Regions from separate parts of the Mus musculus genome. Here regions 2 and 3 are each linked to region 1. Evidence: chromatin loops called from intact Hi-C (ENCODE). Cell type or tissue: heart. All regions are shown on one strand.

What was found. Hi-C counts contacts between places; a loop is a spot of excess contacts. Peaks named below come from ENCODE experiments on the same cell type or tissue, not always from the same donor. Only the 100,000 strongest peaks of a DNase experiment are listed, where the experiment ranks them.
Region 2: a loop joins it to region 1, with 2.5 times the contacts of the local background. A loop is called at or near these places in 2 of 42 quality-filtered maps.
Region 3: a loop joins it to region 1, with 2.7 times the contacts of the local background. A loop is called at or near these places in 3 of 42 quality-filtered maps.

Annotation. Positions count from the first base shown.
Region 1 is chrX:133,600,479-133,608,478 of GRCm38, forward strand. All of the region lies in intron 4 of Pcdh19 (protocadherin 19), which reads right to left. Among named protein-coding and RNA genes, the nearest start is that of Gm26851, 83 kb to the right of the region's middle. In heart, no CTCF peak of the experiment used is centred here; a DNase peak (open chromatin) is centred at 3,993.
Region 2 is chrX:133,653,624-133,661,623 of GRCm38, forward strand. All of the region lies in intron 2 of Pcdh19 (protocadherin 19), which reads right to left. Among named protein-coding and RNA genes, the nearest start is that of Gm26851, 30 kb to the right of the region's middle. In heart, a CTCF peak has its summit at 4,536 (motif pointing left); no DNase peak of the experiment used is centred here.
Region 3 is chrX:133,687,421-133,695,420 of GRCm38, forward strand. Pcdh19 (protocadherin 19) reads right to left here and starts at 1,573. Exons shown (of 5, transcript NM_001105246.1): 1 at 1-1,573. It overlaps Gm26851 (predicted gene, 26851), which reads left to right and starts at 360. Exons shown (of 4, transcript NR_153117.1): 1 at 360-416. In heart, a CTCF peak has its summit at 4,900 (motif pointing left); DNase peaks (open chromatin) are centred at 501, 1,571, 4,891, 5,801 and 3 weaker places; H3K4me3 peaks cover 4,529 bases; H3K27ac peaks cover 682 bases; H3K27me3 peaks cover 1,845 bases.

The DNA.
Region 1 (8,000 bases):
GGGAATTTTTGTACTCTTCAGAGCACAAAGTTTTGAACAGAGCTTATACAAACTGAAAAGTTTGCGTTTTTAACATGCTATTGTCCATTCTGATATAGGAGATCTATGGTAGTTGAACAAATGAGTAATCATTTTACCAAGACAAAAATAGACAAACATTGTGGAATGAAGCTAATTTCTTATGTAATGGCTGTTTAAAAAGACACCAGTGAACCCAGTGCTTGTGAAGTATTTTTGTGCTGTTGTTCAACAGACTGAAATAAAGATTGTTTTCTGGTCTGCATGACAATTAAAAACAACCTCTCCTGGGCATGTCTGTTTACAAGAGGAATGAAGACAGAGCTGGCCTTCCTTCTGTACCACCCAACTAGACAAAGGAGATCCAGAAAAAAAAAAAACGTTAACACTGACTAATATTTAAAATTAAAAATAATCACAGCATCTAAATGCCTCAGTGGTTTCCCAGGAGCTTTGATGAAGCAATAAAAATTTAAAGAGAGCTATCAAGCAGACTGCACAGAAAGTAGATGGGACTTGTTGTGCTGGTATACATCTATCATCAAGGATTTGAGAGGTATCGGCAGGAGGGTCAGGATTTCAAGGCCAGCCTCTATTCCAGAGAAACTAAATGTGACTGGCTGTGGTAGTGCATACCTATAATGAATGATATCGCCAGAGTAAGAGGATGCTGGAGGCTGACAAGTTTAAAGCTATCTAGGCTACACGGTGAGACTCTTATCAAGACAAAACAAAAACTAACAGTAGACATTAAAAAGGATGCTCACATCTCCCCTTTGTTTAAGAAAGCTCTAGAACTTGCATGAGAGGAAATCACCCATCTGTACTGTTTACTTTCTTTTGACCACATTCCACAGATTATTCAGGGCTGTGGAATAGTAGACTGATTATGCAGTAGACAGAACAACCCTGTGAACCATACACTGCCAGCTCCTCTAGTGTATTTAAGACTGAACTGCCTTTACAAAACCTTATCATATTCATAGACATTGCATGAAAGGAGATTCTGCTGCTCAATGAACCTCTTCATCCAACCTCTAAATATTAAGTACTTTCATGGATTAATTCCCATTGCTTGTCCTCATCTCGTCTTCCTTAGCTCTATTCAGCTCCTTTCTGCTGTGACCAAAATATCCACTCATCTTCCAGGCTCTCTTTTCCTCCAGCTTTGTGGCTTTTCTTCATCATAGCAAGACTTTCTACTAAAAACCTCATACCCTGGTTAGCTACAGGGATGCAATGATAGACAATAGCAATGGGTGAGTGTCTGCCAGGAAAGCCACAGATAATGGAAACCGTCCATTTTCTGAACACATTTCCTCTTTCCACTGAAGCCCCCTCAGAGTATGCCTGACATTTCTATGGGGCCCCTCCTATTATTAGAAACAGCTGTGTCTGGAATGCCTTTAGTAGGATATGTTAGCAGCAACATGTACAAGATGAAAACTTTAAGGACAGGAATATTAACTATTAAATTACATAGTCTACATACCTTTTGAAAAAGTTCACATTTCCCTATAAGGAAAATGAATGGTTAGCATTTGCTATACAACAAAAATTTTAAATCTAAGAAGAGTCTTCAATTTCTAAAAAGGTGCTATAAATTTTATATTTTTCCAAAAGGGGGAAAAAACAGACTATTCAGTAAACGACTCAACTATTTGCTCATTGGAGACTTGCAACTTAATGTAACACTGGCTCTCTCTTGCCCTTCACGTTAAGATCATTGGGCCATCAGCCAAAGCCTAGAGAAGTAAGTTTCATCTCAGTGAATTGGAATCTTTAGTGTCAGACACAGTCAGCCTGACTAATGGGAGCCACAGCTTGCCAAAACCCACAGCCTCCCTGTCTGTTCCACCCATCAAATATGTTTAGAGGTCCATGGCACAAACCCAGCATGCTACAGATCCCAATCAACTATCAATAGCTTAAGTGTAAGTGATTGTGGATGAAGTACAAGCCAAATGTGTTTCCCTTTTAGTTGCAGGAATTCCAATGCTGTTACGGCACCCATAATGCTCACAATTAATGATTCAGACAGGCATCCACCAGCTAAATGTTATGGGATGCTCTGCAGATGCTACAATTACAACATGCAGCACACTGTTAATAGGTGTCCCAGTTTGAAGTTTCAGAGGCAACACATGGCTAATATTGACAAGACTTCCCCCATGCCAGTTGAATATGATGGAAGATGGAGGCATCCATACATTTCCTGCTGGGTACTCTGCAGACATGTTCCCATCTCTCTGGGATCCCACAGCTATTAACAAAAGTGTGTGTGTGTGTGTGTGTGTGTGTGTGTGTGTGTTGATTCTCTGATTTCCCCAAAATTCCAATATTTATCTTCAACAGTAATTTACTAAACTTTCTTCACTTTTCTACTTTGTAATACTTGTAGAATGACTCAAACTTGGTGCTCTATCAACTCAGCCTTTTTTTCCCTCAATTCACAGCTTCCAATCCTGTAAATATTTTGAGAGATAGTGATTTAAAGTGAATGGCTCAGGAAAATTATCACACTTTTATCTAAATAGAAGACAAGCACATATGTGCATACAATGAATTGTGGTCACATCCATCCACATTACTGTCTTATTCACCCTTCCCACATCGGCTGACTCTTATCTTCCCAACCACCTTCTCCTTGCCTTCTTACATTTTTGGTATGTGAAGGTCTTGTGCATGTAGTCACAGTTATTGGCTGTTCATAACTGTAATAGCCTGATCATGTCACAAGAGAGCATGCTCCTCACCCTATGCCTTTTATAATCTCTTCTCTCCCTTTTTGTTGATATTCCCTGGGGTTTGGAGGGGTGGTACAGATATCCTGTTTAGAGATGAATGTTCCACATGACTTATTCTCAGGATTTTGACCAGCAATAAGTCTCTGTCTTAGCTATCACCCACTACAAAAAGAAGCTTCTCTGACTAAGAGAGGATCAGTAATCTATGGGTATAAATAGAAATACCTCAATGAGAATTTGTCCATTTAGCAAAGCATCAGTAGTATGTAGCACCACCAACCCTGGGCCCGTGATCTCCTCCTTCATGGGCTCTTGACCAAGTTTGTAACACCAGCCATTCGTTTCTTCTCATGGAGCAGGCTCAGATCAAATCATAAGGAAATCCTTCAAAAACCAGTTGTATCAAGAATGAAGATCACCAACTGGCTCATGCTACATGAGTGTACTAAAAAGAGTAATGTTTTCCTTCTTCCCAGATCACAAATGTGTCTTAAAATCTACACCCATTAGGAAGCCAGCTATCATTGCTTTACCTGGCGATTGCCTTCCCCCAAGAATAAGATGGAAAATTGAAGTCATTAAAGCTATCACATCCTCAGAAAGTTCAGGAATACGTATGCCTATGTGTCCCTCCAGTTACTAGAACTTAGACTACTGAAGTGAGCAGAGCCAACTTCCTAAGCAATTGTGGAGAGAGGCCTGGATTAAGGATTGCATGCCCTATAATATTTGCATTTATTTTGAAGAAATCACATTTATTTCACAACAATAATGCCCAGATATTAGATGTCTGTAAGATTATATATTGAATCATAATTTAAACAACATAGCTGACTCCAGATACTGGGTACAACAGTACATTTCTCCTATCAATTAAATATTATCCAGCCTTCATTCCAGTCACCATAGAGAACAAATGGAGTGTAAATTCAGCTGCCGTTTCAACAGTCATTTTTAGATTTTCTTGTGGCATTTAATATTTTACATTTTCTTAATTTGTCCAATGTCTGCCATTTCTTTGTTTCCTACTGTTGTAAGTGCAGCATCATAAGGATATGATTTAAAATTTTTCTAACCCTTGCCTAGTCCTCATCCCCTACTGATATGAAGCTATAAAACAGTATAATTAACTCCAGCTGCTCCATCTTCACTTCTGACTCTAGGAGCTGAGCAAGCCGACCCCGCAGGGTGTGGACTAAAGTGGGTGGAAGAATGTCTGGCTCCATCCCAGCCATGGCGTGCCTCACCCAAATTGCAGTCCTCCCCCACTAGACAATACCTAAGTTCTGCAATCATGTTTACACAGCTGGAACTGCACAGCCCTCGAAAATCATGCAAAGAAGGATAAGACTGCTCCCTGCTCCATTTGGGATTTAATCCTATTTCTTGAAAGAAGAATAAATGAATGTATTAAATTCCCAGTGTCATGATAAGGGCTACTGGGAAAGAGCCTGAATGCTCCCCTTCTGAACAGAATGTTCATTATCATGATTGCAGCAGCCCAAAGGTGTGAAGCTTTCTATCTGCTACTAAATAAGCAGCAGTCAGTGATAACTTCCTCCAGATGGAACAGCAGTCGTACCAGAAAACACGACCACCCACTAATGATAGAGTTCATTTTATCATTATCTTTAAAATGGCAGAGTAAATGGCTTTACCAAAGCAGGCTTTCTTGCCAACCTGACACATGAGAGTATAGATGAGCCTGTTCTCCCCTTCATAGAACCCCTACCTGAAATCTGTCATATTCTCGCTCACCAATGTCAAGGAGCACCCTTCCCCAGCCCCATCCATCCCTAAGGTAAAGAAAAGAGAAGGGGTAAGTTTGATCATAGCTTGACAGTATGTCTACTGAGAGCCTGAAGCCACAGAAAGTACTGAAGATTACAAACTGCTTAGGAAAAAAAAATAAAAGCAAACATTTCTGCTCCAACCCTTTGTCCAAAGGCAAGTTTCTCTCAAGAGAGCAAGAACCACGAACCATATTTACTGGAGCCGCTCATGATTTAACCTGCTTCACACCTAAAGGAAGTTTACACCTCCATAGAACATCAGAAGGAAGCTTTTCTCAGTCAAAGTGACTTGAACAAAGGGTCAGATGTTTCCTCCTAAGGGCAGTCTAGCAAAGGAGTCTAAGAACGTGCACTTGGGAGCAAGCCTCTCAATCCAAGCTCCGAAACTTCATGGAACTCTCCTGAAAGTCACTTAAAATAACTATGGGTTCTTGGCATTATTTTTTTCCAATCTGGAATAAAAGACTAATAAGACTGAGCTTTTGGGGTGGGCAGAATAATTAAAAGAAAAAAAAAAAGAAGAAGAAGAGTAACTATATAGGGAAAGCTCGACCTCTTTGGCAGCAACGGAGCCCATGCTGGTCCCATCCTTTACTGTGTACCCAAGTACTGGCGGAATACAAAGAAAAGTGTGCTAAGAAAGACCACGTCTAAAGACAGCATCACATTAGGCTCCACTGATGACCCAAATGCCTCCCAGGTTATTTGTTTGGGTTGTATTCACATTACGATGCAAGTGCTACTTGGAAAGGCGAAAGCAGTTTGTTTAACAAGTCCCTGGAAACAGAGCATTAAACAATAAGTTTTTATGTGGCTAATAGGAAAGAAGCAAGTAAAGGAGATGAACACAGGGTGGGCTCTGAGTAGAAGGGCTAGTGGTAGGAGGAACTATGAAAACTTAAGCAGCACAAACAGTATTTGATGCTTGAGCTGCCAAATGGAGTCATAATGCAGGCAGACAGATACAGTTACACTGTGCACACAACTGTTTCAAACGCTGGGCCTTGCATCCCCCAGAGACCACGAGCGATGCTCTTTCACTTGTGCTTTCTTTTCTTCCTGAGCACAGAGCTAATATCTTTGTTACAGATCTCATCATTTAAGGGAGGGAAACACATACACGAAGAATGTGTTCAAATTCAAAAACTACACTTCAGACAGGAAATATGGACAAAATGCCTAATATACTAAGTATGCAGAATTAAATTGAATGAGGCACTTGGGACAGGCAAACAAAAGAGGCTGCAGCACAAGCGCTTGGAAAGGCAGTACTAAGTTGGAAATACAGCAAGATTTCCTGTTGATTAGCCCAGAACATACTGTGAGAAGGGAGGTGGGAAGGAACAGGAAAGTTGGCGTTATAATTCTGAATGCAAGAGAAAGGCATGATAAACGGAAATCCCAATAATGAAAGTGAAATCATAAATTAAAGGCCAGTAAGATAGCTAAAGTCAAAACACCTATCGAAAAACAGCAATCACTATCCTTTTTGTTTTTGTTTTTGTTTTTGTTTTGTTTTTTTGTTTTTTGAGACAGGGTTTCTCTGTGTAGCCCTGGCTGCCCTGGAACTCACTTTGTAGACCAGGCTGGCCTCAAACTCAGAAATCTGCCTGCCACTGCCTCCCAAGTGCTAGGATTAAAGGCGTGCGCCACCAATGCAATCACTTTCTTAAATAGTGACACATATAACTAAAACAAAAAGATGGATAGGCAAGAGTGCCCTTTAAAATCAAAGTAGAGAGCCTATGACAAATGAGGCCACCTTAATTCAAGGACAAAATATATTTATGATGTTTTACCCTCTATTTCTCCACTAGGCTAAGTTCTCCACATAGATCATTTTCTCAAAAGGCTAAACAATATAATCACTAGGAACAGTAACATAAACGCAGTTCTGAAAGATTGATAAAGCCCAGATACCATATGCATTAAGTGCCCAGAAGACTGCAAGGCCCCCAAGGTAAATTGGAGCAACTCTGGCCATGGAATTTTGATAGGTCTAACATCCAGGAAATGGGCTAGGAGTCCTGAACCAATGGCCAGTTAAGAAATCAAAGGCAAGAGCTAATCATTCCATTTTGAAAAAGGCAAAGGCAGCTGCCAAAGCATCAGAGGGGAAACAGCTGCGCTCTTCACTTAGGGGAAAGACCTAATTAAGTTGAAAATTGCGAACTATTCAGAAATGGTGAAGGAAGATGAGAACATGAATTGGAATGTATAGAAGAAAGAGGACCACTTACACAAAAATACACACATTTGACAACTAAACGCATGCAAACAAAAGCCAAAGAGGAGCAAGAATCTCGCAATGTTTAACACAACTTAAACTGACCAATTTTTACGCCATGTACCTCACAATATAATGGAAGGATTTTTATATACTAAAGCCTCAGAACTAAGAGTCAGACTTCCTGACACATCGTCTTCTTTAGAAACAGACAAAAGCTCAGCCTTAGAGTCCTCCAATAATGTTTTAGTGCTAGATAAACTACTATATGCTAAATAGAACTTTAGCAACAGTGAGCCCCTTTAAATCACTGCAGTCTGGACCCTGTAATATACATAAAGAATGGGGGTGGGCTCAAAGAGAGAAAAGTAGGTGCTGGAGATCATATAGGGACTTAGTGCAGATCCTGCATTTCAATCTATGTGCTTGAACAGGACTTTACCACCATCTCCACAACTACAATAGCAGCAAAAAAGCAAAGCAAAACAAAAAAATTAAAAACAAGCAATTAAAAATCAAAAAAAAAATACCCACAAATAGAAGGAGAAAGAATGCAATAATGACGATTTACAAATTCAAGATGACCGTTGTATATATTAACAATGTGAAAAAGTAATTTTACACTATCATTGAGAAATAGTCATTTTATAGTTAACAATATATACACTATCACACACAAATAAAGCCCAGCATGGCAGCCCATGCCTGTATTCATTGCTTAAAGTAGGCTGATACAAAACCATCCTGAGCTATAGAACAAGAACCTTTATCAACCAAAGCAAATCTAGAATGACTGTTCCTCAGGAAACCTGTACTCTAATAAGCCAGAAAGAAAGAAAGAAAGAAAGAAAGAAAGAAAGAAAGAAAGAAAGAAAGAAAGAAAGAAAGAAAGAAAGAAAGAAGGCCTAACCAAAAACGAGTCCAAATCAGAGGAAACAAGGAGAAACAGGAACTTAAGACTGATTTTATCAGACATTTGGCAGGAGTCAGGGTAGGTATATAGCAAAGGGAGCAAGAAACCAGCAAAGCTAGAGTAGGAAAGCAAGAAGATACAAGCTGTGATTCAACTGGCATACTGTGGAAAATCAGATTGCCAGAGACACAGATAACACAGCAGGCCAAATCAACATAAAATATAAGAAAGTGAAAAGCCAGGAACTATACAAATGCTAAAGCTGTAGATACACCTTGTCCTATCAAACATGCCCCTTGGGG
Region 2 (8,000 bases), 53 kb after region 1:
GAATTAAACATGAAACATTTTGAGTTATGAGAGTACATGTCTTGACAGGAGTATTTGAGAGGTTAGGACGATCCAGCATTGTACAAAAGGAGCTCATGGAGATTCAGGGAAAGTATAAAGTCTATGTTGAGATGTTCATGTGAAGCCTACACAATAAAGCAAGTATCAGAAAAGAAAAGCTCCCTATCTTGCTGGTGATAAATATGGTTAAATAAAAGGACATTTCATTTGAAGATAAACATGTTATTCTAATGAAACAGTGATATGGTCCAAATGCTCCAAATAGTAGCAGACCTTTGGAAAATGAGTTCTGAATATTGCTGTCATGTTTCATCCTAGCAAAGTCTCTTTACGCTAAACAAATTAGATTAGAAAATATGAATCTTATACTCTGTGTTTTGGACATGGGACTCAATCAGAGTAGATGTAAAAGCTGCCTATACTGAAAAGGCGATTGCTTTCTATTTTGTGGTATTTTCTGGTGCCTTTCTTTCCAAGGATTTTTAAAGATGGCACAGGAGCCTGGAGAGGAGTGCTGTGGGGTACTATCTTCTGAACTTCTATAGCAATCATACTTGTGAATATACAGCAATGAACAGACCAGCCAGAATTCTTACATAGATGAAGGAGGTACTCCCCATGCCACACACATTAATGAAGAGCTATTGGCAATTTTAAAATGCTGGAAGAGAAAAAGAATCATTCTCTTTTGAGGATGTGGCCACTGGTAGGTTGCCCATATTAGACTGGATGGCCCCACACAAATACGCATATGGGTGGCACTCAATGGACTCAGTGGGTTATCAAAAAAGAAAAGGAGATGAACTTGGGAAGAGTCCTGTTGGGGATAATACAGAAGAATCATAGGAGAAAAGCAGGGAGTAGCTATGATTCCATTCCATTGTATATATGTATAAAGTTCTCAAGAATAAAGAAAAACATTTTAAATCTTTCAGAAAAAAAAAAAACTGGGTGGTCATGAGTGCCTTAAATCTCAACACTCAAGAGACAGAGGCAGGCAAATATCTGAGCTTGAGGCCAGTCTGGTCAACATAAGAGCTCCAGACCAACATACATATGTGTATGTGTGTGTGTGTGTGTGTGTGTGTGTGTGTGTGTGTGTGTGTGTATGTGTGTGTGTATGTGTGTGTGTGTGTGTGTGTGTGTGTGTGTGTGTGTGTGTGTGTGTATGTGTGTGTGTGTGTGTGTATTAGATGCTGGAGAGGTAGCTCAGATGTTAAGAACACTGACTGCTCTTCCAGTGGAACTAAGTTAAATTGCTACCATCCACATGGCAGCTCACAATTGTCTCTAACTCCAGATCCAGGAAATCTGACACCCTCACTCAGACATGCATGCAGGCAAAACATCAATGCACATAAAATAAAAATAAATAAATCATTATTTTTTAAATAAATGCAGCAAATATTCAACCAGCATCTGTTTTCATTTAATGCCTATGTCAAATAATTTTAATTATTGCTATGTTGCTTTATAAATGATTATTTGTTATTTCAAGCTCCAGACTAGGCTATGAGTACAGTTCACATGAAATTAGAAATTTGGCATTCAGGAAGTACTCCAGTTGAGTTGGCAGAAAGAGACACAAAACACGTCCCTTTGTTGCCAGTAAACTTGGGTGTTTTTTAGACTATGGCAAATGCATAAAAAAGGAAGTTTCATTTATGGTAATTACCGGAATGCTACACTAAACCACCTGGAACAAGATCTGACCCAGAGGTCAAGGAATGTGAAGCAACATGAGGAAGGAATTAGACAATCGTCACACTACTCTGAAAGGTGAGATTGTGAATTTACCCCCAAGTTGAGACTCTTGAGTGCTAAAATTACAACTGCTAATGTTTCTTCCACTTCGGGGTGCCTGTGTGAAACCATGACTCACTCTGCTTTGTATTAGTTTTGGATCCTTAACTTCCAGAGATGAATAAAACTGCACAGTATTTTATGTCAAACCATGTAGAGGCATGTTAGAGAAGAGCGCATACATGAATTATTTCTCTCTGCCAGATAACTCTCTTCTAGAGTCCTTAAGGGGTATAAAGTCCTTGAGAAAGTAAGACTGTTAGGAGAGTATTTTAAAAGACCCAAGAGGTTTATCGCAACTCTGTCAGTAACTTCAGTGGACTCTCCTATATGTTTTTTTTTTTTCACTTAACTTTTTTTTCATTACAAGACAAAGTGTTGTCATTATAATAAACAAGCTGCCTTTTCACGAGCTTTATGCCAAATACCAAATGGGTTCTAGCAAAGGAATAAGGCTAACGCTTACCCGCTTACCCTTCATGTAGGAGTCCTTCATCTTATGCACTGCTCTGCCCTGGACCCACTCCAGGAGATTGCACTCCTCGTGGAGTTTAGTCTGCATTCCTTTGTAAATGCTGCAGTACTCAGCATGGACCCTGGTGCACAGATGCATGATTCACGCACAGATGCATGACTCCACACAGCTGAAGTAAACAGAATCTGGGAGCAGACAGAACTGCCCGAGGCACTGAAGTGTGAGGTCAGAGCGTGTGGAGAGCTGCACACCAGAGAATGTGCAAGAGAAGTGAATGTGCAAGTGTGTAATTAGCAACCCGGCGACTGTTGATGAGATAAAGAAGCCGATACTATGCGGCACCAAACACAACTTAACAAGCAGTAAGCCATGTAAGGGAACCTAATACTCTACACATTATGGAGAGAAAAATCCTGCTAGGCAGTGAGGTGTAAGGGAATCTAATCTACTATGAATGGAAGACAGCCTAATAGGGCTTGATGTGATTGGAAATGCAATGTACTGGAGTAGAAGCAAACCCAATACAGACTAGTAGTGAAGAAGGAAAAAGCTTTGCTGATTAAGCAGACTGGCCAGTGGAAGTTTCCTTTGTTCCAAAAGCAGAAAACCAAGCCGGATAAGTATTCAGCACAGGACTGCAGACTTTTGAGAAATGACCTAACTATACAAACACTTTCTGAAGTTGTTCATTTAGACCAAGGAGCAGACTGGGCCCAACTCCCAATGCTGCTCCCATCGTGGAGAAGCCATCCAGAAGTGAGCAAGCCAGCAGCACCACTTACTCCATCACAAACAGTTACTTGGTAAATGCCCGTTGTGTTTACAGCATTAGCGTTTTGCTGGCACACACGGTGATAGTGTTTCTGCTGGGTGCAGAATTTAACATGTGGTCTGCCCAAGTAGATCTCTGAGAAAAAGGAACAGATACCTTAAAGTCCCAAAGGGAAAAGTCAAAAGGCATAGTGGGAAATAATTCAGATTTTATATATATATATATAGCTTGCTCTTCAATACGACTCTTTTCCAAGCTTGGTCACAGTAAGAAAATTTACATGAAAAAAAATGGCTTTAGATGACATGACCATTATTTAGGAGAAGCCACAACTATCCTTGATACACACACACACACTTACCTCTTCATCATATATAACTATCATTATGAAACAACTAGTTATTAAGCACCCTGCATTTGTATTAATGTGCTAGACAGTATAGCAACCAGGCAGCTAGGCAATTCTTTGTGGCACCAGAACCATTTGAGCAAACTCGAACAAAAGTCAGGTTAAGACATCAGAAGGAGATTGGCACTTGGGGCAGACAGATTTGAAGTGTGGGGGCTTTTGTCAGAACAGTGCACTGAGCTTCATTCCTCCCTGCTCTCTGAAGCTGGGCTCTGGGTGTCTTCTCTGATTATGTCATTGACACAAGTCTCTGCTTTCATCAGTACTGCTATGCCAAGACATCCTTGTACAGGCTTAAACTAGCTTTCCTCTGCTTCTCACATATCATCCATAGACTTAGCAAAGATGTATGCAGATTGTACTAGTGGCCAGGGATGTTGGGTACAGACAGACCACAGCTGGATACTCTGACCTTGGGCAGAGTGAAGAGGGCACACTGTTAAGAGGAGACAATCCTCTGTGGACTACAGCAAGGGGCAGATTCAATGAGGAAGTCATACTGGGAAGAAACTGAATCTCCCCCTGGCCACATCATCCTCATTATTAGGATATGTCAGGAAGCAGGGCAGCTGCTAGCAGGACAACAGCCGGGGGAAAGCAAAGAGGAACCCAGACTGTCTGCTTTGCTACTGGCAAAAAAAAAAAAAAGTCCTTTCCAAACCAGTCACGTATGGTACTAGCAACTCCCAAGATATTGCTCGCTCTCTCTCTCTCTCTCTCTCTCTCTCTCTCTCTCTCTCTCTCTCTCTTTCCCCGCCCCTCCCTGTGTGTGTGGGGCGGGGGGAAGCACATACACAGAGTTCATCACAGATCTCAGGAAGAGATATTTTTTTCTGATTATCTATACAGTAACCTTTACCCACCCTTACAAAACAAGTGGAAACTACTTTTCCTTGATGAAAATATTACAAAGAGAAAGCGAGGGTGGGCAGTGGATATGCATTCCTGTCTCTTATGCATTCCTGTCTCTGCGGAATGTAAAGATGAGATAAAGATGATAAAATCACTGTGGCCAGCGGAATAGAGGCTGGGTTTTTGTGCATCTGTGCGCCCTCTGCTGACTTTCAGGCAGAATTTCACAGGGAAAAAAAAAAGTTAAGGGAGGAAAAAAAAGAGCCTGGAAACAAGAACTAGGGAAGCAAAGACACCTTTCTTCTCCAGAGTATGCTGTTGATGCTGGTGTGTCTGGATGGAAGGGGGTGGATTGAAAACTAGTTTGTTGAAGTCTAGCCAAGGAAAATAGAGAATCATAAACACTTCCTTACCCCTTTCTGATTCCACATCACAAATGTGCCTTGCTAAGCCTTGCATGCATCACAAATACCTTTCCATGGAGGTCCATCCATACAGCACCCACAAACATGTTGGGGTGAGGTGAAGTGTCCAAAGCAAAGACAACTGAGCAGAGAGTGGAAGGCTTGTAGCTACAGATCAGCCATCTGAAGCTGTCTGCAGGCTGCTTCCTTGTCTTGAAATAGATTTCTTTGCATGGCTGCTTTTCAGGAATAAATTTGCTTTTTGCAGAATTCATGGTAGACTCTGGCATTAGCACCACAACCTTCCTGCCTCAGCTCCTTTCCACTTTCATAGCCAATGTGTTAGATTCAAGATATCCGCACTCAGATTGAGATCATCTTACAGGAGGAGAGAATAGCTTCCTGAGATTGAGTTAAAGATTTCATTCCAAATCCACACCTCAGCAACCACAACACTATTCCACCACAGCTTTCTGTGGCGAGATCAGATATTACTTCCTTAATTCCCTAGACTTTTTCCCATTCATAAGAATTTATACTTTTTCTCTCAGGATTCTGAGATGTTTTTATTGGTGATGTTTCAGGGGCCTATTCCAGGAAGTCAGAGCCATATCAGTTTTGCTTACCACTGTTTAACCAGTATCTAGATTCTAAGAGAATAGAAGGAACAATGACAAAGAGAAGCATAGGATTAGAATCTGAGTATACCCATGCAAAGCAAAAATAACCCAATCAACATAAAAGATCCACTGGGATTGATTCAACCTTTAAGAAAGCTTTGTGAAACATTTCCCCCAAAGTTTCTGCTTTCTGGGTGTTCTTCCTCTCAAAGACCCATATATTCTTAGTCGTTCTAAGACATGCTAGCAGAAATCTTATGCCACAGCCTGCTTTCTGCTTCAATCACCTCTAATTTTGTTTCCAAATTCCAAATCAAAGCACTTTTCTCTGCAACAACTTATCACTGCGAGTGTTTATGCTATGTTTATTTAATTTCACAAACCAAGAAATTGATAAAAACATTATATTGATAACAATTCCACTGTAACCTGCAAACTGGCTATCAGCTGATACTGAACCAATTAATATTGAGCTCTGGGTACTCTCATTTGGTCTAATGAGTACATACAGTATTTATAAAGACTATTTTGCAGCAATAAGAAGGTTCAGCATTATATAATCTATCTATATCTGATCTTTAGGTTTTAAGGAATCTTCTCCTCCTTTCCTGATTTGAATTCTTATCTCTAAGACAACTGCCCACACTGGGCTCTGTGTGCAATTTCTAAAAGCTCAAGGCCAAAGATAAATATTACTATTTTAAAATTCATCTTCTAGGCGAGTAAACATGTGATATTACTCAGCCTGCAAATGCTTAACGACCATAAGACAGAACTAAAAGGTCTAAGCTGTATATGCCTGACTTTCTTTAAAATGGGCTACCACACTGCAGCAATGAATACATTTAAAAATCTTTTGTATGGCATGCACCTACCATCATAAAAGACAAAAAAAAAAGGACAAACTCTGAAACACCAGGAAGACTAAAATTCTTCTAGTCCCTAAAAATAGATTTTTTTCCCCCTCCAGTATTCGAGACAGCAATATTAAACTTCATTTGGGTTTGTGTTAACTTGATTTACTCTAAAAGGAGTTTTTCTCCCCCTTGGCTCTTTGCTTTCACTAAGAGAAAACATAGCCTATGGAACATTTTAGGTAGACTGTCAGTGTTACAGCACACAATGTATACGATCCACTTCTCTCTTGGTACATCATTATCAATCACTAAATTACCTTTGTCCTGAACAAGAAAACAAGAATCAAGTGGAGTGATCTGTTTATTGTAAGGAACTGATTATAAAAGGACTTGCAAAAGGAGCTATCCACCTGGTGTGAATCATTAGATAAGCTTTGCATTTTGTACATTTCACAATAGTTAGGATGATGTAATATGGGCAATTACACACAAGCAACTAGAAAGTTGTCGTCGAAAATAGCTACAGCACAGCTGAGGTTTACTCTGGGCCTGTGGTTTACAGCAAAGCAACAACGTACCTAGTGAACAAAGCCAGTACAAATGCAAAAGAAACCGGGAGCTGCATTTGGATGGCTTTTTAATCATACGTGCATGGATTACAACTCTGTAAGCTAGACAAGAGGGGAAAGGGTGCCTGTACTTAAATGAACAGAAAGTAGTTGGTGGTACTCAGCAGCTGGGTCTGAGCAGGAAAATATCTAGCTATCTAAAAGAGAAAATTGGTGTATTAGGACTAGGAAGAACCTGATTAAAAAATGGTTGCACCAAGCTATCTAACTTTTAAGGTATTTTTAGAAACAATTTTGATTGTTTATATTTCCTTTAAAAAATACTAAAGCAAGCTAACCTAAAACTCAATTTGACCACTACCCATTTTAGATAATTAATGTTTTATGAATCATTTTCAAATCTATAGCCTCCTTAATTCTCTTTTGGCCTAGAATATTTTAAAACAAATCAAAATATATATTTTGCCTTAAAATACTTTAGTATCTCTGATACATTAAAAACCTTCCTTTTTGCCCTTCAAACACATTTAGATTTATCAAAAAATTAAGAAAATACAGAGTCTCTTTGTATGTAGTGCCTAGTGTTACTAACACCTTCCATCAGTATTGTGCATGTGTTATAACTAGTGAACAATACTGACAAATTATTATTCAGCTGCCTGTTATTTCATTGGCAATGATCCACTTACAGTAAGAATGTTTTTACTTCAGGATTCACACATGTATCTAATGTAGACATTATAGGAAACAGTCAAGATTTTCCTCTTCTCCCTTCACCAAGCCTCCTGGCCTTTCCCTAAAGCATAAATTGGTCCCCAAATGGCCTTACTGGAATTTGAGTCCGTGTTCTTGGCCACTGCCATATTTTATCCTGAAACTAAGAACATGATATAAAATATATTTCTAGTAGGAGCTCATTCCTAGGATGAAGAAAGATGTGTCTGGGAACAGAAGCTAAAAAGTTTTTTGTTGTTGTTGTTTTTCTTTGGTTTTTTGGTTTTTGGTTTGGTTTTTTTTTCCATGAACTAGCTATTTAATATTCATTTGTAAGTCACTTGCATGAAAGCAAGAAGAAAAACCACTGGCCCTGAAACAGAACCTAGGTCTGCAGAAGCAGCAGGTCACAGGAGAAGAAAGGTTTGGAGGCAGTATTTATTAAAGTGCAGGTCACAACCCCAAGCCAGTGGTCCATGAAATTGCCATCTCCAGAGCTTCCTA
Region 3 (8,000 bases), 87 kb after region 1:
CGCGGGAGGAACCCGCGCAGGCTCCAATGCTGAGATTGCAGTGGTCTCAGCAGAGACTGTCTGGGGGGCCGGGGGCTCCGGGGTGCCCAGGGAGCGCCGCGCAGCCCCGAGCCCCCTCCCTCCAGCCCGGCTACTCAGTTTTCCCCTTTCAAAGTTAGCCAGGCGGGACTGGCCGCAGCAGCGCAGGGCTGCGGTTCGAGCGGCGCTCGCACGCCCCAGAGGGCCACAAGCAGCAGAGTCGGTAGTGGACTCGGGGCGCGGACGTGGAAGGCTGTGGGGGCGCAGCCTCTCAGGCACTGCCGGACCCGCCGCAGCGCACCGGCACTGGGGCAGGCGAGCGCGCAGTCTGTGCACCTGGCATGCGCAAGGACCTCCCCCCAGCGCGCCCAGCTCACTGCGGAGGGAGCTCCCGCCTGGTACGCACCCTCCGGGATCCGGGGGGGGGGGGCCCTCTGGCCTCTTCAAGGCCTGTTAGAGGGAAAGGGGGGATCGCAGGCAGAAGTCTGAGTTCCTGGCAAGATCCGTGGGCTCCCAGGGATTTGGCAGAGCTGGAGGGCTGTCCCGGGGCGGGCAGAGGAAGGGGGAGGGGAGAGATGCGAGAGCACTCTCCCGGGCGCTGAGGTTGGTGTCCGAGGGCGTGGGGTGGGGGGTGCGTCTGCCCAGGATCCGAGGTGGGCGCAGGGTTCCTCCCACAGAGCAGTTGCGGGTCTGCGGGCGTTTATATCTCGGAAATCAAAGTTGCCAACGCAGCCCAGGCCTCCGCCTTAAGTTTCTAAAAACGGGAAGATGGCAATTTGTCCAAGAAAATCAAAGTCCTGCTCTTTCCAATTGCCCCGGGGAAGGGGGAGGGGACACGGGGAATGGGAAGGTGAAGAAAGGAAGCTACTACAGTACCGGCCAGAAGAGGCGGGGCTGCAGTCGCGGGTACCCGGGGCTTCTTTGCCTTCCTGGGTTTGGGCTGGGGTGTAGCTTCAAGGACCGCAGCAGCCGCCGCTGCCGCCGCCGCTGCCGCCGCTGCCGCTGCCGCCGCCGCCGCCGCCGCCGCCGCCAAAGAAAGCCCTCCTTAGTTCAGCCGCATGTTGTTGGGGTCCGCCTGGGCAGCTGCCAGGGTCGAGGGCTTCTGTCGGCTCCAAAGTTTACTTGCGGGAGCTTCTGGATCCCATCCTCCAGGAGAAGCGCTATCAGCCCTGCTTAGGGCTTCCTCCCTCCCCGGCGCTCGCGCGCAGGGGAGGTCTGTTCGTGGATGTTCGAAAGAGAGGAAGAGTGAATGTGTGGATGGGAAGTGCGAATGTGGAGTATGAGAGAGAGGGGGAGAGCAGGAAGGAATGGGTTTGGGGCGAGAGGTTCGGGTCTCAGATGAATCGGCTCAGCTGGAAAGCCAGGGAGGACACTGCGCCGCAGCCCGCGAGGGGCTAGGGAAGTGAATGCCAGTGCCCTCTGGGCAAGCCGGGCATGGTGAGCGGTAGCTGGTGCTGCCGTCTGCACCCGCTCGCCCGTCTCCCCTCTCAGCCAGCCGCTGCCGCTACTGCTGCTGTTGCTGCTCCTCCTCCCGATGCCGCAAACTACTGGCCACAGAGTCTGGAGAGAGCCGGAGAGAGCCCGAGCTGCCGAGCCCGGCTACGCCAGGCACTAGCCAATCAGCGCGCAGCCCAGCGGCTCCGGTCTTGGGGCGGGACCAAGGCGCGAGGCGGGGAGGGGGGGTGGGGAGGAGAGAGGCCGGGGGAGGCGGGGCCAAGCGGAAACTTACACACTGGCCCAACTGAGTAGAGTACCCTGAACTGCAGAGCCCCTGCAGGAGTGGGGGTAAGGGGAGGGTGGGTACCTGACTGGCCTGGGACAAGCAAAGTAGGAAAGGAGAAGTGGGCCAGATTTGAGGTGTGCTGCCACTGAAGCTCAGTCAGCCTCGGAACAGAGCCCTTTTTGCATCTCTTGTCTGCAGAGATTACAGAAAAAGATGAGGGTTTGATTTTTCTTTTCTTGCTGTTTATCTCTCTCAGGTATCTTCATATTTTAAATGCAATATTCTCTCTCTCTTTATCTCTCCTTTGTCTCACTCTTCAGCATTTCTGTATCTGTTTTCTCTTATTCTCTGGTAGTGGAAGGAAGAGGAGTAAGCGCCCCTGCTATGGTCATTCATCAAGCTCTTGGCCAGTGCATCTTCACTTTTGCCAAGACCAAGGCCGCCACCCACCCAAACCATTATCCTTATCCTTCCTCATTGGGAAGATGATACACTCCTGGGAACACCCCAGCTCGAGCGCGCCCGCGCGCGCGTGCACACACACAGAGAAAGAGAGAGAGGAAGAGAGAGAGAGAGAGAGAGAGAGAGAGAGAGAGAGAGAGAGAGAGAGAGAGAGAGAGAAGCAGCAGCTGCTGCTGCAGGGCTGCTGGTCCACTCTGGCTCACTCAGGTCTCTAGTTAATCAAAAGGGATCGGTGGCTTAAGGACTTAGCCTCTAAGGGTTCTGGCTACATTTTCTCACCCCTCACCCAACCCTATCGGACAATTTAGCTTCCTATAAATAAACTATGTTTGAGAAAAGCCAGCGGAGCAGAGCGGACGCCACCGCGCCGCGCCGCGCCGCGTCTAGAGAGCCCAGACCCGGACAGAAGCTTCGGAGTGGGCGCGCCGAGGTCCCTAGCCGCCGTGAGCCCACTATGGTGTGGTGGGCGCTCAGTGTTCCCCGGGGCCGGTTCTGTCTGGAGGGTAGGGGGGCTTCCACTTCTCCTTGGGTGGCGGTGGCAGCTGTAGCCTTTGCCAATGCTGGAAAGCCAGAGGCCGGCGTGGCCAGGGTTGACATCAAGCTTACTCTGCCTTTTGGACCAAAGGCACCCTAGAAACAGAGGTGGACTCTTCCCCGCCCAGATCTAAGGCTCTTAGGCTCTTAATTAAGATCTCAAGCGGAAAGAATCAAATGCGCCCTCGATGAACATTTTTTCCAGTTTTTTTTCTTTTAAATTACAGATTGAGGATGGGAAATAGCTTCTGAATTCACAGTTCTTGGATAGAGCAAACCTCCTTTCTGAGTTATTAGTGTCTGTTATTTGGGAGTCTTGGTTGAAGAAACTCATAATTAGCCCAGCGGCTTTGACCTGAACCCGTAGTCTCAAAATGAGACTCGTTTTTGCCCTTCAAAAAAATTAAATACGAAAATGAAAAACGCATTTGAACACATAATGGGGTTTTTTCCCCCAAAACTGCCATCTTCTTACAAAGAGCGACCCAGATGCTTAAAATAATATATCATCCAAAGGAGCTAGGTTAGCAGCCTTTACCTTGGTGGTGGGAGTGCCAAGAGAGCCTACACACACACACACACACACACACACACACACACACACACACACAAAGGAATTATTTTGCTAGTGAGGTTGAGACTGGACCGTCTGAAAGTGTAGCCAAGGCCAAGGAGAAAGTGCCTGGTCCGCCTGGCTCAAGGGGTTTATTTCACATTAAAATGCAATTCAGCCCAGAACATCAGGGAGAAAAAACATGGCATCTGCAGTGAGAATCATTTTATTTTGATCACTTAGAGCTGTGGGTAGACTGCTGAAAGGGTGGCTTCAGAGAGTCGGTCCTGTGGCCCGCCCAGTTTTGTTTTTGTTTTCAGGTTTTTTTTTTTTCTCAGACACCCTTAGAGAAATGGGCAAGTAGTGAAAGAGCTGAACATGGCAGGCAGCGCGGGCGCACCTCACGGGGGCGGGGGGGCTGCTAAAGGAAGGCTGCCATTTGATTTATCATAGTTATTTACCTTTGATGTCAGCGAGGGGGGGTGGTGAAGCGCGGCTTGGTCTAATTAAAAAGGTCTAAAAAGGCATTTGAAATGGCTTTGCTATCTAATCACGGGATGTGAGTTCCGTGTTTGGCAGCTTTCTAAAATATGGCTGGGACTATTTAAACACAACAATTAGCAGCATGCTAAAATGTTTGCATGCTATGCTTAGAAGCTCTTAGCTGTAAACTTTAAGGCGATCTGTTCCCCTTTAAGTTAAAAAAGGATGATGCCGCTTCCTTGTGGCGAAGGCTGTCAGGAACCCGCTGATCAATAAAAGTAAACTGGCGCCTCCACGGCTTGATTGAGCGGGAGCAAAGAGTCTGAGAAGTAGTCTCGGCCATTACCAATCCCCCAGGTAATGAGAAATGGAAGAATTACTCAGGTAAAATGATTAACATTGCCGTGGCATTTGAAAAGATGCACACAACAAGCTAAGAAGACTGCGGACCTCTCTTACCTTAGGGAGTGCTAATAGAATGTCTATATTCTGCTGTCTTTTTAAAGATAAATAGGAGAATTCAATTCATGTAGAATGGCATTACCTTTGTAATTGCAATCGCATTGTAAAGACATGTTCTGCCTTTGCAAAGACAACCCGCTTCCCTAACGCAATGGCACCATTTCCCAGGCTTCTTGCTCACTGCTCACATTCCAGGCACCCCTCTTATTCCAAGCAGAGCACCAAAGTATTTTCAGTTACCAAACTGCTTTTACAGAAGGCCAAATGCTGAGAGAGGCAGGGGGCCATATGTATCTGCTTCCATTCTTTCCCATCGCCTCCCCCACCCCCAAGCTCACAGTGACAGTTACAACCCCCTGCACACACAATAGTTCTTCCATCCCCCAGTCTATGTCTATAGATAATCCTAACACCCTTTCCTTTCTGACTTCTTTTATTCCCTAATATGTGCCAGAGATTATTGCATTCCAACAATACTACTAACTAAATGAAGGGCCCCAAACCACTTTCATTATCGGGAATTTATTAGCTAGCTGACTAAAAGCGTCTGCATGTAGATAATAAAAAACAAAAAGAAAGTTCTGTTCGTTTTAGCTTCCGTTTACTTCAATCCTGAGGGGAGCCCCGCCTCCTCGGCCTCTTTAGAGACACAAGAGGGCCATCTAGTGACCATCTTTAGTATTTTTCCACCTAACAGGAAACAGGAGGCTCTGGGTACTAGCTGTACAGCCTGCTGCAGCTTTCTAGGCCAAGTCAGTTCCTTAGGCAACAAAGGCCAGAATCAAAATTGTTTTTAAAAATGTGATTTTTTTTGTCCTTTGATTTTTATGCACGCCACTAAAATAGTCCAGAATGTCAATTGAAAAAAATGGGGAAATTCTTGCCTTTAAATCAAGCTGATACACGAGTCTAATCTTTGCAGCACCAAGACTCAGAAGGGAAGGTTTGACTCAGATAAGTTTAAATTTATGGTAGGGACTAAGATACCAGGGTATGAGGGACTGTAGACTTAGAAACATGTAAGGGAGGTTTCTGAGATATGTTTACAAAGTTACTTGTTTCAGCCCACCCCCCTTCCAAAAGAATAACATTCAAGCCACTCCAGTTTTCCTTGGTCTCCACCTCCCTACCTATTTATTCTTTTCATCTCTGACCTTGCTGCAGAAAACCAGATTCTTCTAGCTTGAGTTTTGCTGCATCTCATGAGCATCCCATTCACCAAAAATTTGACCAGTGGCCTGGCAATATTCTCTTAGAAAGAAAGGCTTGATTTAAAAGCTAGCCAGAGTCAATCTCACTTTTCTTGACTACATATCTTCTCTCCTGGCTTGAGATGCAATGTTTAGAATACACAGAATAAAAGAAGGAAAGGGGAGGGGTTAGCAGACAGAGGCAGGAAAGTGTCCTTATTAAAATCATCATCTCATTTCAGCTTTACGGTAACTATGGGAGGTAAAAAGTCTTTGCAGATGTGGAAGCACAGTTGCAGAGCAGCTCAATGATTTGCCAAGATGACCTCATTACACAAAACTCAACCACTTTCCTTGTGAAATCAACAAGTGCTGGCTGTGTGCCCAGCATTGTGTTAGGGAGTACGGAGTTTTCTAAAGATGGACCTTGTCCCTGTGAAGATTAAACTTCAGTTCACTAATTGATTAACAGCATGTAGTTTCTATACACTATAAATATTCCTTGAGAAAGAACTAAAGTGGGGTTTATTATGTTGACAGTTTGCTGAAATTCGAATCCCTTCTACCCCAAATGATCCCATTTGGAGTGACTTCCCCTCCTCCACCCTCACTGACCCAGGCAGTTGAGGTAAAAGCAACAAGAGGAACAGCCAGGGATGTGGGCCTGTGGAGCAGGAATGAGGTGTGGTTTCCACTATGATACCTGTTTCTGACTCTTTTGGAACACCAGGAAAACTAAAGATGAGAGGCGGGGGCAAGGAAAGATGTTGAGGTCAGCTTTACTTTTTCCTTTCTCTTCCTGCCAAGCCCCACCCACCCTTGCCTTGTTACAGAGGGAAACAGTGACAGTGGGAGTTGCAGGACATCGGACATCAACAAAATACAGAAAATATTCTCAAGTGCTAAAATTGCTCACTGTGGTCCCAATGTTTGCCTTTTCCAAGAAATACAGAAAAGGTCATGGACGGTGGAGACGAAAAAGGCTATTAATCACTCCAAGTCTTCCAATTTTGACAAGGCCAACATCCCTGAAGAAGTTAATCCAACCCTGACCCCAAACCTTATGCCATCTCTCTTTAGGAATTCTGTTTCCCACATGACCAAACCCCTGCTGCTGCCAGACTCATAACTGTCCCTAAATAAACACACATCATGAGGACCATTTAATTAGCAAAGGCTAAATCAGCAGATACATTTCAATAAATGACACTGTTCTCTAACACCTTCTGCACTGCCCTGCAGTGATCACCTGTGAAGTTTTGACAGCGCCATTTGGGCTCTCAGCATTACAGCCTCTGTCTTTTCATGTGAATTCTCTCCAAGTGGATCCCAAATGCCAGTTTCCTAGGTGCAACCTCATGCCAAATGTTATTCTCACCACCACCACCACATTCGAAAACAAACTGCTTTCCCTTCAAAGGCACTATGATCAATTCCTGCCTGGATTTCTCACTGTTGCCACTCTCATCCCTAAGAAGGAGGATAAGAGTGACATTCCACAGCTTTCCAGAAGAAAGGCTTTTGGCACCTTGAAAATGGGGGGGTCCCCAAATTAGAGAGCTTCACAAAAACAATTGAAAAGGGGACACCCATGTTTACAAGGAGAGATTAAAACTAGGATGCTTTCTTTGAAGACAAACACATTTTTATTTTTATTTTTATTTTTATTTATCATTTTTCATTATCACTACTACCAAGCCATAATGCCACAACCTAGAGAATCCCAGGGACTTGGTACTTATGTAACTCTCTTAGATTAGAGCTTCTTGTGGGAACAGAGCTTTGGATTCTCAACCTAGAGTTCTCTACCTTTCAGCCAATTCTGCTTCTTCTAAGGTGGTTCAAGTAAAGCAGGAACTGGAGCAGAAATTCTACACAAAGGAATAGTTTCAGGTGCTGAAAGATGCCTAGTCAAAACATCAGCTCTACAAAATGTGCCCGGATGATTAGCTTTCCAAATGTAGATAGATAGATAGATAGATAGATAGATAGATAGATAGATAGATAGATAGACAGACAGAGATAGATAGATAGATAGATAGATACATACATACATACATACATACATACATACATACACACACACACACACACATACATACATACATATAGGTAGATATAGATATTTGAAAAAACATATATACACATATGTTCATTCTTATAGTTAGTTTTAAAAAATGCTAACATGACTGGAGAAAGCAAATCTTTTAAAGACGAGATATGGTGCAGGAGCCCAAAGAGTATGTGGATCATATACCATAGCACATGGTTACATTGCATTCAAATGAGTGAGAAGAGCAAAACAATTTAGAAGAAAAATAAGAAAGTCAAACTGATGAGCCAACATCCTGAGCTTCTTTACATATCTTGGGCAAAAGATGATCTCAGCAAGGCACTAAGGGTATTGTATGCTTTTTGATTCTAGATAGCTGGGTTGCCACTAGATTTTCTCAGGACTGTTCCAAAGCTTCTCCTAGACCTCACAAGTGGCTTTATGTAGTTCCTTAGGACTTCCAGCTGCTCCATTAACTGATTTTTTTCCACTAAACTAGGAAACTTAGTAGTTTACTAATGT